Linked DNA regions of Homo sapiens: regions 2 and 3 are each linked to region 1. A link is an interaction called in ENCODE POLR2A ChIA-PET data of the cell type or tissue named here. Cell type or tissue: CD4-positive, alpha-beta T cell. All regions are shown on one strand. Region 1 overlaps TNRC6B (trinucleotide repeat containing adaptor 6B). Region 2 overlaps ADSL (adenylosuccinate lyase). Region 3 overlaps CACNA1I (calcium voltage-gated channel subunit alpha1 I).

What was found. Peaks named below come from ENCODE experiments on the same cell type or tissue, not always from the same donor. Only the 100,000 strongest peaks of a DNase experiment are listed, where the experiment ranks them.
Region 2: POLR2A ChIA-PET joins it to region 1 with 5 read pairs; 7 of 35 experiments call an interaction of 5 or more read pairs at or near these places.
Region 3: POLR2A ChIA-PET joins it to region 1 with 8 read pairs; 1 of 35 experiments calls an interaction of 5 or more read pairs at or near these places.

Annotation. Positions count from the first base shown.
Region 1 is chr22:40,256,963-40,260,962 of GRCh38, forward strand. All of the region lies in intron 3 of TNRC6B (trinucleotide repeat containing adaptor 6B), which reads left to right. It overlaps LOC124905121 (a long non-coding RNA gene), which reads right to left. Exons shown (of 2, transcript XR_007068107.1): 2 at 2,080-3,406. Among named protein-coding and RNA genes, the nearest start is that of TNRC6B, 81 kb to the left of the region's middle. In CD4-positive, alpha-beta T cell, no CTCF peak of the experiment used is centred here; a DNase peak (open chromatin) is centred at 1,659; H3K4me3 peaks cover 280 bases; H3K27ac peaks cover 909 bases.
Region 2 is chr22:40,355,116-40,359,115 of GRCh38, forward strand. ADSL (adenylosuccinate lyase) reads left to right here. Exons shown (of 13, transcript NM_000026.4): 5 at 3,749-3,920. Among named protein-coding and RNA genes, the nearest start is that of ADSL, 11 kb to the left of the region's middle. In CD4-positive, alpha-beta T cell, no CTCF peak of the experiment used is centred here; no DNase peak of the experiment used is centred here.
Region 3 is chr22:39,600,789-39,604,788 of GRCh38, forward strand. All of the region lies in intron 3 of CACNA1I (calcium voltage-gated channel subunit alpha1 I), which reads left to right. Among named protein-coding and RNA genes, the nearest start is that of CACNA1I, 32 kb to the left of the region's middle. In CD4-positive, alpha-beta T cell, no CTCF peak of the experiment used is centred here; a DNase peak (open chromatin) is centred at 1,673; H3K27ac peaks cover 771 bases.

The DNA of each region.
Region 1 (4,000 bases):
AAAAGCCAGTGTGTGTTGGGTTGAGGAGGGAGTGGAAGGTAAAGAAATAGAGGCAGTGCTGAGAGGTTACTGAAAATTGTTCAGTACACATTGACCGCTCACTGCATGTCATCAGATTTAAAATGTTCAGCCTAGAATATCTTTTCTAGGCCTTGTTTGTATTTTAACTACTACTTTAAAAACATTTCTAGGTCATTCTTTTTTATGTTTGATACCATTGAGATAGTTAAAGGAAATAATAGTTTGTACTAGTTCTGTGCAGCTGCTGTGTTCAGAACCCTGCCTGGTTTGGAAGTTTCTTAAAGAGCACTTTTATCTGAAAAAGTAGCATCTAATTGGAGTTTTCAGAAATAGGGGCAATTGGAAGTTTAAACTGTGAGATACAAGAATGGAATAAGAAAAATGGGATGAGGAAGGGGAGGAGATTCAATTATTAGAGCACGTAAATGGTTCTTAAAAGAAAATGAATGGAGGACGGGCACGGTAGCTCATGCCTTTTATCCCAGCACTTTGGGAGGCTGAGGCAGGTGGATCACCTGAGGTCAGTAGTTCGAGGCCAGCCTGGCCAACATGGTGAAACCCCGTCTCTACTAAAAATACAAAATTAGCCGGGTATGGTGGTGCACACCTGTAATCCCAGCTACTTGAGAGACTGAGGCAGGAGAATCGCTTGATCCTGGGAGGCGGAGGTTGCAGAGAGCCGAGATCACGCCACTGTACTCCAGCCTGGGCAACAAGAGCGAAACTCCGCCTCAAAAAAAAAAGTAAATGAATGGACGGCCAGGTGCGGTGGCTCACGCCTATAATCCCAGCACTTTGGGAGGCTGAGGCGGGCAGATCACCTGAAGTCAGGAGTTCGAGACTAGCCTGGCCAAGATGATGAAACTCCGTCTCTGTTAAACATACAAAAATTAGTGAGGCGTGGTGGTGCACGCCAGCTACTCGGGAGGCTGAGGCAGGAGAATCACTTGAACCTGGAAGGTGGAGGTTGCAGGAAGCTGAGATCCTGCTACTCCACTCTAGCCTGGGCAACAGAGCAAGACTCAGTCTCAAAAAACAAACAAAAAAAGAAGTAAATGAATGGAAATCAGAAAATAGGATACACAGCCTTTTTTTTTTTTTTTTTTTTTTTTTTTTTTACCCCACAATGTTTTTATTTCCCTATAGTACTGAGATCATGTTTAAGCCACAAACCTTTCCTCTGGAAGATAAGAAACTATGCACTTACTTTGAACAGCTCATCTTTAGAAAAACTTGCACAACTTACAAATCCTTAAGATTCAGAAAAGAGACAGCCTGAAAAGTAACATATTCAGACTTTTAATGATAGCTTCTCTTGCCCTTTATCGTCTAACATTCTGGACCATGATGATGGGTGATGCACACTGATTCTGATGTCTTAAGTTTGGACTTTGGGAGTCAATTTGGATCAGACATCCTGCCTGAAAAGCTGTGTTGCTCTCCAATTAGTGCCGGCAATTCTGGTTGGCCTTTAAAAGCTTAACATTCTTGGATTCACAGAAAGGTGTGATTTAAAAAATAGAGTAAGAATTCATTCAGGTGCTGAAACACAGTTTGCTATGACTAAGGTGGTGTCTTGGGCGTTTTCTGACTGTTTCCTGGAGGTTTTGTTTTTTTCTTTTTATACTTTGACCTATTTGTACATGATGTCCTGGAGTTTGAATGACTAATCTCCTGGGCCAGAGCACACTGTATTGGGAGGAAAGTGGTTGAGGTGTGTTCCCATTTTATAATGACTTTATCATTTACAATCCATTCTGTCTCTGATGTGGTGGGAAAGTGCCCTGAGGAACTTTTGCAAGGAATCTTACATGATACGTGATACCTACCAAATTTCTTCAGTTGAAACAGTGCTGTGAATGTTTTAAAGTGAGTCAAACTGGTGTTCAGCCCTCAGTCCTGCAGGTCACTCTGTCATGTCTTGTTGTTTTTCTGGATTGAGTTAAAAGTATGTAGTAGACCTGGGTAACTTATAATGAAGATTCTTGACCTTTATAGCAGGGCAGCCTTACAGAAACATAGCTCTTTCTGTCCTAAAAACCAGTTGGGATGAATTTCTCCAGTCTCTGCCAACTTCTTGTTTATTCTCATAATAAGATAAAAGGGGATTGCGAATGCCCTGTGCTATAGAATCCTCCAGTAACAGATAGAAAATTAATATTAAATAATCTTCATTCATTCATTTACCAGTTATGTATCCATCTGTTGTTATAGGTCATGAATATTAGATAATGACTAATTTTCTTTTCTTTTTTTTTTGAGACAGAGTCTTGCTCTGTGGCCCAGGCTGGAGGGCAGTGGCACGATCTCGGCTCACTGCAACCCCCGCTTCCCAGGTTCAAGCAATTCTCGTCCTCAGCCTCCTGAGTAGCTGGGAATACAGGCGCATGCCACCACGCCCAGCTAATTTTTGTATTTTTAGTAGAGACTAGGTTTCACAATGTCGGCCAGGATGGTCTCGATCTCCTGACCCTGTGATCTACCCACCTCGGCCTCCCAAAGTGCTGGGATTACAGGCGTGAGCCATCGCGCCTGGCCGACTAATTTTATTTTCTTAAGTCACACATTTATTCTGCTCATCAGATTTTGGATCCTCTGACCTCCACTCCCCCTCCCCTTACTGGGAGGCCTGGTGCTGCCTTGTGATTAGCTGAGGTTAGACATGGGGTTACCTGGAAATTGCTGCAGGCACCTGCTCTTTTCTCCTGTCACCCACAGTATGTTAATGTCCAGTAGTGGCATAGATTGGGCCGCCTGATTTCTGATGATGTATCTCTCTCATAAAGGAGCCAGTTCAGCAAGCAACATGCTGGCCCCGCATCATTTTAGCAGTCAAAGCAGTACTACCCCCAGAGTTGGCCCTGACGTTACCCTGGGAGGCAGGGATTTGGGCCTCAGAATCATCCGAACTGTCAGGCTTGATGATTATTTCTGTACGACTTCCAGCCTCTATTTGCCAGGTAGATTTTTATGGAGAGGGTAGTGATCTTCTGGCAGCATGCAGCGAGGGAGGTACAGATCTAAGAGAGCCTTCTCTGTATGTTCGACGGGAAGAGCCAGAGGGTCCGGCAGAGTGCGGTTTCACGGTTGCCCCGACATTCCCACGCTGTGTGCGGGCCATTTTTAAAATTAAGTTTAAAAAAATCAAATGATTTAAAGTAAACAGAAAAAGTATTTACATTTTGAAATTTCTATTTTAAAGAATTGGGAAGAAACACTTTTTTTTTTTTTTAAAGAAAAGCAAAAAGATTTGTAACATTTCTAGTATTTACACAGAGAGCGGTGCAAGTCTTTGAGTCCAGGTAGCTGTAGAAACCAGAACCAAGCTGAGTTTGTGATTTTCTAGGCCTGGAGTTTCTTGTAAGAGTCCACTCTGTGCCATGCCCTAAGGAAGAAAGAAAAGATGAAAGATGGGTCCTTGCCCTCAGGAAGTCATGGCCTGGTGAGGGAGAAGGACTTGTAAATGGAGAATTTCTGTGATAGAGAGAGATGGGACTTGTAGATGGAGAATTTCGGTGGTAGAGATAGATGGATTTTTGAATGGAGAATTTTCATGGTAGAGAGAGATGGATGATGTGTTCCAGGAGCACTTAGGAAGAATGTTTAGCCCATCTAGGCCAGGGGCTTCAATAAAGTTTACTCAGGGGTAGATCTTTTAAGAATGTGGATGAAGGGAAGGGACCCTTGGACTGAGGCTTGAAACCTTTCCCAAGGACTTTGCCATGGACATTTAACTCTTCTAGGCAGCACTTCAGGGAATTAATTCCACTGTTGATTTAGGGGAGTGAATGTTGATTGCTTCCCTCTCCGCCTTAATTAATGGAATGTATTCCATGACCTTGCTGTGTTTAAATTCTTGTCACTGTCAGCCGCCACCTTCATCCTACCTTCAGCAAACTGGAGAGATTGTGGAGAATTTGGAAAAACTGTTTCCCTTGAGAGTAGAGTAAAAGGAGAAGTTACTTTGTTAGAATTGGTA
Region 2 (4,000 bases), 98 kb after region 1:
TAAATTTCTTTCTACTTTTTGAGTTTTGTTTTGTTTTTGGAGAGGGAGTCTTGCTCTGTTGCCCAGGCTGGAGTGCAGTGGTGTGATTTTGGCTCACTCTCACTACAACCTCTACGTCCTGGGTTCAAATGATTCTCCCGCCTCAGCCTTCCTAGTAGCTGGGACTACAGGCGCCTACCACCATGCCCGGCTAATTTTTTTATTGTTTGGAGAGATAGGGTTTCGCCATGTTAGCCAGGCTGGTCTCAAACTCCTGACCTCAAGTGATCTGCCCACTTGAGATCCGCCCACCTCGGCCTCCCAAAGTGCTGGGATTACAGGCGTGAGCCACCGCGCCCGGCCTAGACATTTCATATAAACAGAATCGCATACAATATGTGACCTTTTGTGTCTGGCTTCTGTTGCTGTTTTCAATATCCATGTTGAATCAGAACTTCGGTTCTTTTTATGACTGAAAAGCGTTCCATTGGTTGTACCATGTTTCATTTACCCAATTGTCAACAACTGATGGACATTTGGGTAATTTCTACTTTTTGGCTACTATGAATAATGCTGCCATGAACAAGTCCATGCTAATTTACTTCTTTCTTTGCTTACACCAATAATCTGTTAGCAGTTAACAAGGAAAACAGTAAGATTAATTTTGGGGATATACTATAGCTTGTGATGTGCCTCCTATGGACATTCCTAGTGTTACGCCTTGATGTTCCTAGCTGTCAGTGTCATTAGCCTAAGAGGAAAGAAATTCCATTTGGAATAGGTTAGGTTATCTATTAGAAATTAGGCTGGGTCCAGGTGCAGTGGCTCATGCCTGTAATCCCAGCACTTTGGGAGGCCAAGGTGGGTGGATCACCTGAGGTCAGGAGTTCAAGACCAGCCTGGCTCACATGGTGAAACCCTGTCTCTACTAAAAATACAAAAAAAAAAAAAAAAAAAATTAGCCGGACGCAGTGGCGCATGCCTATAGTCCCAGCTACTTGGGAGGCTGAGGCAGGAGAATTGTTTGAACCTGGGAGGCGGAGGTTGTAGTGAGCCAAGATTGCACCATTGCACTCCAGCCTAGGTGACAGAGCGAGACTCCACCTCAAAAAAAAAAAAGAAAAGAAAGAAAGAAATTAGGCTGGGCGGTTAGGCTGGGCAGCCGGGCGCAGTGGATCGTGCCTGTAATCTCAGCACTTTGGGAGGCCGAGGCAGGTGGATCACGAGGTCAGGAAATCAAGACCAGCTTGGCCAACATGGTGAAACTCCATGTGTGCTAAAAATAACACAAATAGCTGGGTGTGGTGGCAGATGCCTGTAATCCCAGCTACTCAGGAGGCTGAGGCAGGAGAATCACTTGAACCCCGGAGGCAGAGGTTGCAGTGAGCCAAGATCGCGCCGCTGCACTCCAGCCTGGGCGACAGAGTGAAATTCCGTCTCCAAAAAAAAAAAAAAAAGAAAGAAATTAGGCTGGTCATAGTGACTTATGGCTGTAATCTCGGCACTTTGCGGGGCCAAGGCAGGACGATAGCTTGAGGCATGGAGTTCGAGACCAGCCTGGGCAACATAGGGAGACCATGGCTCTTAAAAAAAATAAAGTTAGCCAGGTGTGGTGGCTTGTGCCTGTAGTTCCAGCCACTCAGGAGGCTGAGGCAGGAGGTTGGCTTGAGCCCAGGAGATTGAGGCTACAGTGAGCTGTGATTATACCAGCGTGTGCCAGCCTGGGGTGACAGAGTGAGACCCTGTCTCAAAAAAGAAAGAAATTGGACATTAGGGCAACTTATTCATAATTATATATTTTGTTTTTTTGTTTTGTTTTGAGACAGAGTCTCACTCTGTCACCTAGATTGGGGTACAGTGGTGTGATCTCAGCTCACTGCAGCCTCAGCTTCCCGGATTCAAGTGATTCTCCCACCTCAGCCTCCCAAGTACCTGGGATTACAGGTGTGCACCACCACACTTGGCCAGTTTTTGTATTTTTTGTAGAAACAGGGTTTTACCATGTTGGCCAGGCTGGTCTCAAACTCCTGGCTTCAAGTGATCCACCTGCCTCGGCCTCCCAAAGTGCTGGGATTACAAGCGTGAGACACCGCACCTGGCCTCGTAATTATGTTTTATGTTCAGAAACAGACCTTCAGTGGCTTGATTTGGGCTTTTTTTTTTTTTTTTTTTTTTTGACATGGAGTTTCGCTTTTGTCATCCAGGCTGGAGTGCAGTGGCACAATCTTGGCTCACCGCAGCCTCCGCCTCCTGGGTTCAAGTGATTCTCCTGCCTCAGCTTCCCGAGTAGCTAGGATTACAGGCATGCACCACCACGCCTGGCTAATTTTGTATTTTTAGTAGAGACGGGGTTTCTCTGTGTTGGTCAGGCTGGTCTCAAACTCCCGATCTCAGGTGATCCGCCCTCCTTGGCCTCCCAAAGTGCTGGAATTACAGGCATGAGCCATGGCACCCTACTTTGATTTAGGCTTAATGCTGGAAACAAAGCCATTAGCTGCTGTGTTTGAGTCCTCTGGTTATGTGTGTTGTGTAGCTGTTCTCCATAGCATGACTATTCCTCACTGGATCTTGACTCCTCACAAAGGCTTTCCTCTACTTCCAATCTAGAGCAGCCATCACCATTACCTTCATCGTTCTTTTATTCTTTTAGCACTTAAAATCTCAATAATTAATCTTGTTTCTTTTTTTTCATTTGTTTTTTTGAGACAGAATCTGGCTGTGTCGCCCAGTGCGGTGTCACAGTCTCGGCTCATTGCAACCTCTGCCTCTCAGGTTCGAGTGATTCTCCTGCCTCAGCCTCCCAAGTAGCTGGGATTACAAACACCCGCCACCACGCCCAGTTAATTTTTTGTATTTTTAGTAGAGACAGGGTTTTACCTGTCTCTGTTGGCCACGCTGGTCTCGAACTCCTGACCTCAAGTGATCCCCCCGTCTCAGCCTCCCAAAGTGCTGGGATTATAGGCATGAGCCACCGCGCCTGGCCTAATCTTGTTTTGTTTTCTTTTTTTACTCGTTTACAATGTAAGCAAGTGCCACTGGACAAGGACCCTGTCTGTGTTATTCCTTGTTGTATTTCCAATAGTAAGAGTACATCAGATACTTGGCAAATATTACACGAGTATCTAATGTATTTCTTACCAATGTCTGTGGATATAGCCATGAACAAAAGGGACATTGTCCCTGCCCTTATAATAAATTGTCTCTTGCCGTGCATCACAGTGGTTCATGCCTGTAATCCCAACACTTTGGAAGGCTGAAGTAGGTGGATCGCTTGAGACATAGAGTTTGAGACCAGCCTGAGCAACAAAGTGAGACCCCGTCACTACAAAAAATTTAAAAATTAGCCAGGCATGGTATTGCATGCCTGTGGTCCCAGCTACATGGAAGGCTGAGGCAGAAGGATCACTTGAGCTCCAGAGGTCGAGGCTACAGTCAGCTATGTTCATGCCACTGCACTTCAGCTTGGGCAACAGAGCAAGACCCAGTCTAGAAATAATAATAATTTAAAAATTGCCTCTTGATGAAGAAAGTACTATGCTAATCGCCTTTTAGTTTCATACTCCTTGACTATTTGTAAATGACATTGAATCTCCGTAACGATTATTTGGTTAAACATTTTATCTCTTGTTTTATCTTTACCAGTTACTCCCTCTCTTACTTAAATTGTTCTCCCTCCAAGGGGTAATGGTGGTTATTAAAAGAAGCAATGAAACCTTGATGATTTAAGGTCTCGGTCTGAGACTTTCGTGTGTTCTCTTTGGGTTTTCAGGCCTGCACAGCTGACCACAGTTGGGAAACGTTGCTGTCTTTGGATTCAGGATCTTTGCATGGATCTCCAGAACTTGAAGCGTGTCCGAGATGACCTGCGCTTCCGGGGAGTAAAGGGTACCACTGGCACTCAGGCCAGTTTCCTGCAGCTCTTTGAGGGAGATGACCATAAGGTATTCTGAAAGTGACCTGCAGGACACAGAAACTCAATGGTGGAGCCTAAGAGACAAGGCTGCCTTTGAGGATGATAGGA
Region 3 (4,000 bases), 660 kb before region 1:
GAGGAATGATGGACAGACAGACATTCTTTCCTCCCTTCCTAAGTTGTGCGTCCTCCAGCACTGCCAGCGGATACTGGGTGAGTTTATGCTAATTAATGATACGACCTTGAGAGAGCCACTGACGCTCTCTAAGCTTTCATTTCCTCATCTGAAAAGGGGAATAATAATAGTAGCTGCGTCAAAATGAGCACCCAATAAATGCTAGCTGTTAGGATTGCTATCCTGGATCTCTCATCACGCCAGAGACCGAGCACAGACTCAAGCACTGTCTGACTCCAGACTGTGGTTATTTCTACCGAGACACAAGCTGCCGTCAGGGACAGGCCTGGTTACAGCTGAGCCCATCTGGAGCGTCTGTGACCCTGCTCTGGGTCTTGTGCCTGCTTTCCTGGGTCAAACCCATCCATGCATTCATCCATCAACCAGGGACTGAACAACTTGCTCCCCAGTGTTGGCGCCGCCCTAGCTGCTGGGGGCAAGGAGGAGAGCAAGCCAGACACAGGCCTTGTCCTTCCTACTCCTGTCTCGGGGAGGCACCCACCTGCTACGCCAGTGGGCGTGCCTTCACACACGGGGACCAGGGCGCTGGGCAAAGCATGTGGTTTGCTGAGAGCATTTAACACAGCAGCCCGACTGAGCCAAGCTGGGGACTTGGGGGCTTGAGGGCTTCCTGAGGAGGTGACACGGGAGAGCTGAAGGATGAGGAGACATTAACCATGCCCAAGAGTGGGTCATTATTAGGGCAGAGGAGAGAGAAAAAGGCTGGAGGCTGTACGTGTGTGTGTGAGAGAGGGTGTGTGAGTGTGTGTGTCAGTGTATGTGTGTATGTGTGTGACCTCGTGTGTAGAATGCTATTGAGGAGGTGTGACCTTTTTGATTCAGTAGACGCATGGCTGAGACGGACAGTCAGGGTGTGAGAATCCCATCAGGTATCTGCTAAATTCCACAGATGTGTTCTGAAGTGAGGTGATTCGTTTCACTAGGGTTTTAAAAAAGTTACACCTCTTCTAAGCTTGCTTGCTCTCTCGCTTTCTCTCCTTCCTTCCTTCCCTCCCTCCCTCCCTCCCTCCTTCCTTCCTTCCTTCCTTCTCTCTCTTTCTTTCACCCTCCCTCCCTCCCTCCCTCCCTCCTTCCTTCCTTCCTGCCTTCCTTCCTTCCTTCCTTCTCTCTCTCTTTCTTTCACCCTCCCTCCCTTCCTTCCTTCCTTCCTTCCCTCCTTCCTTCCTTCCCTCCTTCCTTCCTTCTCTCTCTCTTTCTTTCGCCCTCCCTCCCTCCCTCCCTTCCTTCCTTCCTTCTTTTTTTGAGATGGGGTCTCACTCTGTACCTAGGTTGGAGTGTGGTGATGCAGTCACCACACACTGCAGCCTTGACTTCCTAGGCTCAAAGGATCCTCCCACCTCAGCCTCCTGAGTAGCTGGGACTGCAGGCATGTGCTACCAACCCTGGCTAATTTTTCTTTTCTTTTCTATAGAGACAGGGTCTCACTATGTTGCCCAGGCTGGTCTTGAACTCCTGGGTTCAAGCTTTCCTCCCACCTCAGCCTCCCAAAGTGCTGGGATTACAGGTGTGAGCCACCGCACCTGGCCTCTAAGCATCTTCTCTCAATCACTGTATTCAGTTTTACAAACACATTGTCAACAGTCACTGAGACCTGTACGGAAGCTACTCTGGTTTCCTGTGGTTTCCTGAGCACTGTATCCTCCTCTTAGTCACGTTCTTCGTTTTCATTCTTATTCTGGTTTGGCTGGAGAACATCTTTAAGTAGTTTTTTTTTAAAAGAAAAGGTGTTTGGATAGTGTCATTTTTCAATCTTGCCTGTCCAAACATATATTCCTTTGATCTTTGAGTGTGGACCGTTATTTGTGCTATTGTAGAGTCAGAACACTGCACACATCCTGCCATTCAAACCTACACTATAGTATTGCAGGTGAGTCCAGTACAGATCTGGTTCCTCTTTCTCGGAAGATGACCTTCTTTTTCCTGACTAGAAGCTTGTGGGCTTTTCTCTTTACCTTCACAATCAGACCTTTCTCTAGGGCAGGTCTAAGGGGGACCTTAGAGAACTCAAGACTGGTGCTTTTGGCCAGGTGCAGTGGCTCACCCCTGTAATCCCAGCATTGTGGGAGGCCGAGGCAAGAGGATTCCTTGAGCCTAGGAGTTTGAGACCAGCCTGGGCAACATAGTGAGACCCCATCTCTACAAAAAATAAAAAATTAGCCAGGTGTTTGTGGTGCACTCCTGTAGTCCCAGCTACTCAGGAGGCTGAGGCTGGAGGCTGGGCTCCTTGAGCCCAGGAGGTTGAGGCTGCAGTGAGCAGTGATCGTGCCATTGCACTCTAGTCTTCAACAAAGCAAGACCCTGTCAAAAAAAAAAAAAAAGATTCATGCTTTCCATCATCTCAGAAGAAAGTTCTTCCATCTCTTCTTTGACTATGGCCCATTATTCTCTGCTGTCTCCTTCTGGAATTCATGTTATATAGATGTTTCTGTCCTCTATCTTTTGTCCATGCCTTTCCCCTTTTCTTTCACAGATTTTGCTTGTAATATGAGAGAAATCTTTGACTTGGGCTTCTGAATCACAAGTGGGCTTTTCAGCAATGTCCTTTCCCCTATTTACTGCCCCTATGGAATAATTCATTTCCTCAGTGTCTTTTTAATTCACAAGAACACTTCTTGTTTTTGGATTTCTTGTTTTTCAGAGTACCTTGTGCCTGTTCTTGTTTTATGGATGCCTGCTCTTGTTTTATGGATGCCTGCTCTTGTTTTATGGATGCCTGCTCTTGTTTTATAAATACAATATTCACCTGAATCTCCTTATATACTAATTAGGCTTCTTAAAAGTCTTTTCACGATTCTGGAAGTAACCCTGTACCAAAGTATAATTTCTGAAAAGGTAAAAAAAGTGACCCTTACACAAATCTTAGAATGAATGTATACGGCAGATTTATCCAGCTCGTTAAGGAGTAGGGACTCAGCAGATGGTAATCAGCAGAATTAGGAAAACAGACATCGGAGAAAGAATGTAGGAAGAAAGTGAGATTAGAGTCAAAACTGGTTAATAACCTACAGGGTAATAAACCATAACCTTTGGAGTTATCTTTTGGGCAGAAATCACATACATCTCTGCCAGATAAAAATCTACAAGTTAAAATGTAATTTCATAGCATCCAGACCTTTAGTGAACAGGAAATTGTGAAGCAAACAAAGGTATTTTCTCCCTGGATAATGAAATAATCTTTAAATGGCCTGTTAAATTATGCTTCAAAATGACATTGCGAGAAATAGTGCCCTCCTTTTGCCGTATTTCCAAGTTCTAGGGTAATTTTTCCTAACTCTTGTTTCAGGGAAGTCATTTGTTCTGCTGGCTCCACAGACTGACTCCCATGGGCACCCCCACGCTGCCCTTTTGACTTGAAGCATTCTGTATTGCTTAGCGATTCTTTCCTGTCTGCTCATATTTATAAATAAAGACGATGAGGCTCTAAGCTGAGCAGGGTGAAGAGCTGCCTAGCTTCAGCATTGTGGTGAGCTCTCAGTTTGACATTTTCTCTTGGTCCTCGAGATGGGGGCTGGATGAGGCGAGGTCTGCAGGCCAGCATCCTTGGGAGATCAGGGAGGGCTGGGCATGGGGCTGACATGCGATGTGTGCGGTCACACAGGGCCCCACGCTTGGGTCCATACTCTGCTGTCACTATTTTGAAATTCTTAATCATTTATGAACAAGGGGCCCTGCATCTTCAGTTTGCACCAAGTCCCACAATGATGTAGGTGGTCCTGGCTGAGGGATAGATGCAAAGGAGACTTTTTTTTGAGGCAGTTTCATTCTGTCACCCAGGCTGGAGTGCAGTGGTGCGATCACAGCTTACTGCAGCCTCGCCCTCCCTGGACTCAGGTGATCCTCCCACTTCAGCCTCCCAAGTAGCTGGGACTACAGGCACATGCCCCATGCCCGGCTAATTTTTTTTTTTTTTACTTTTTAATTTTTTTGTAGAGACAAGCTC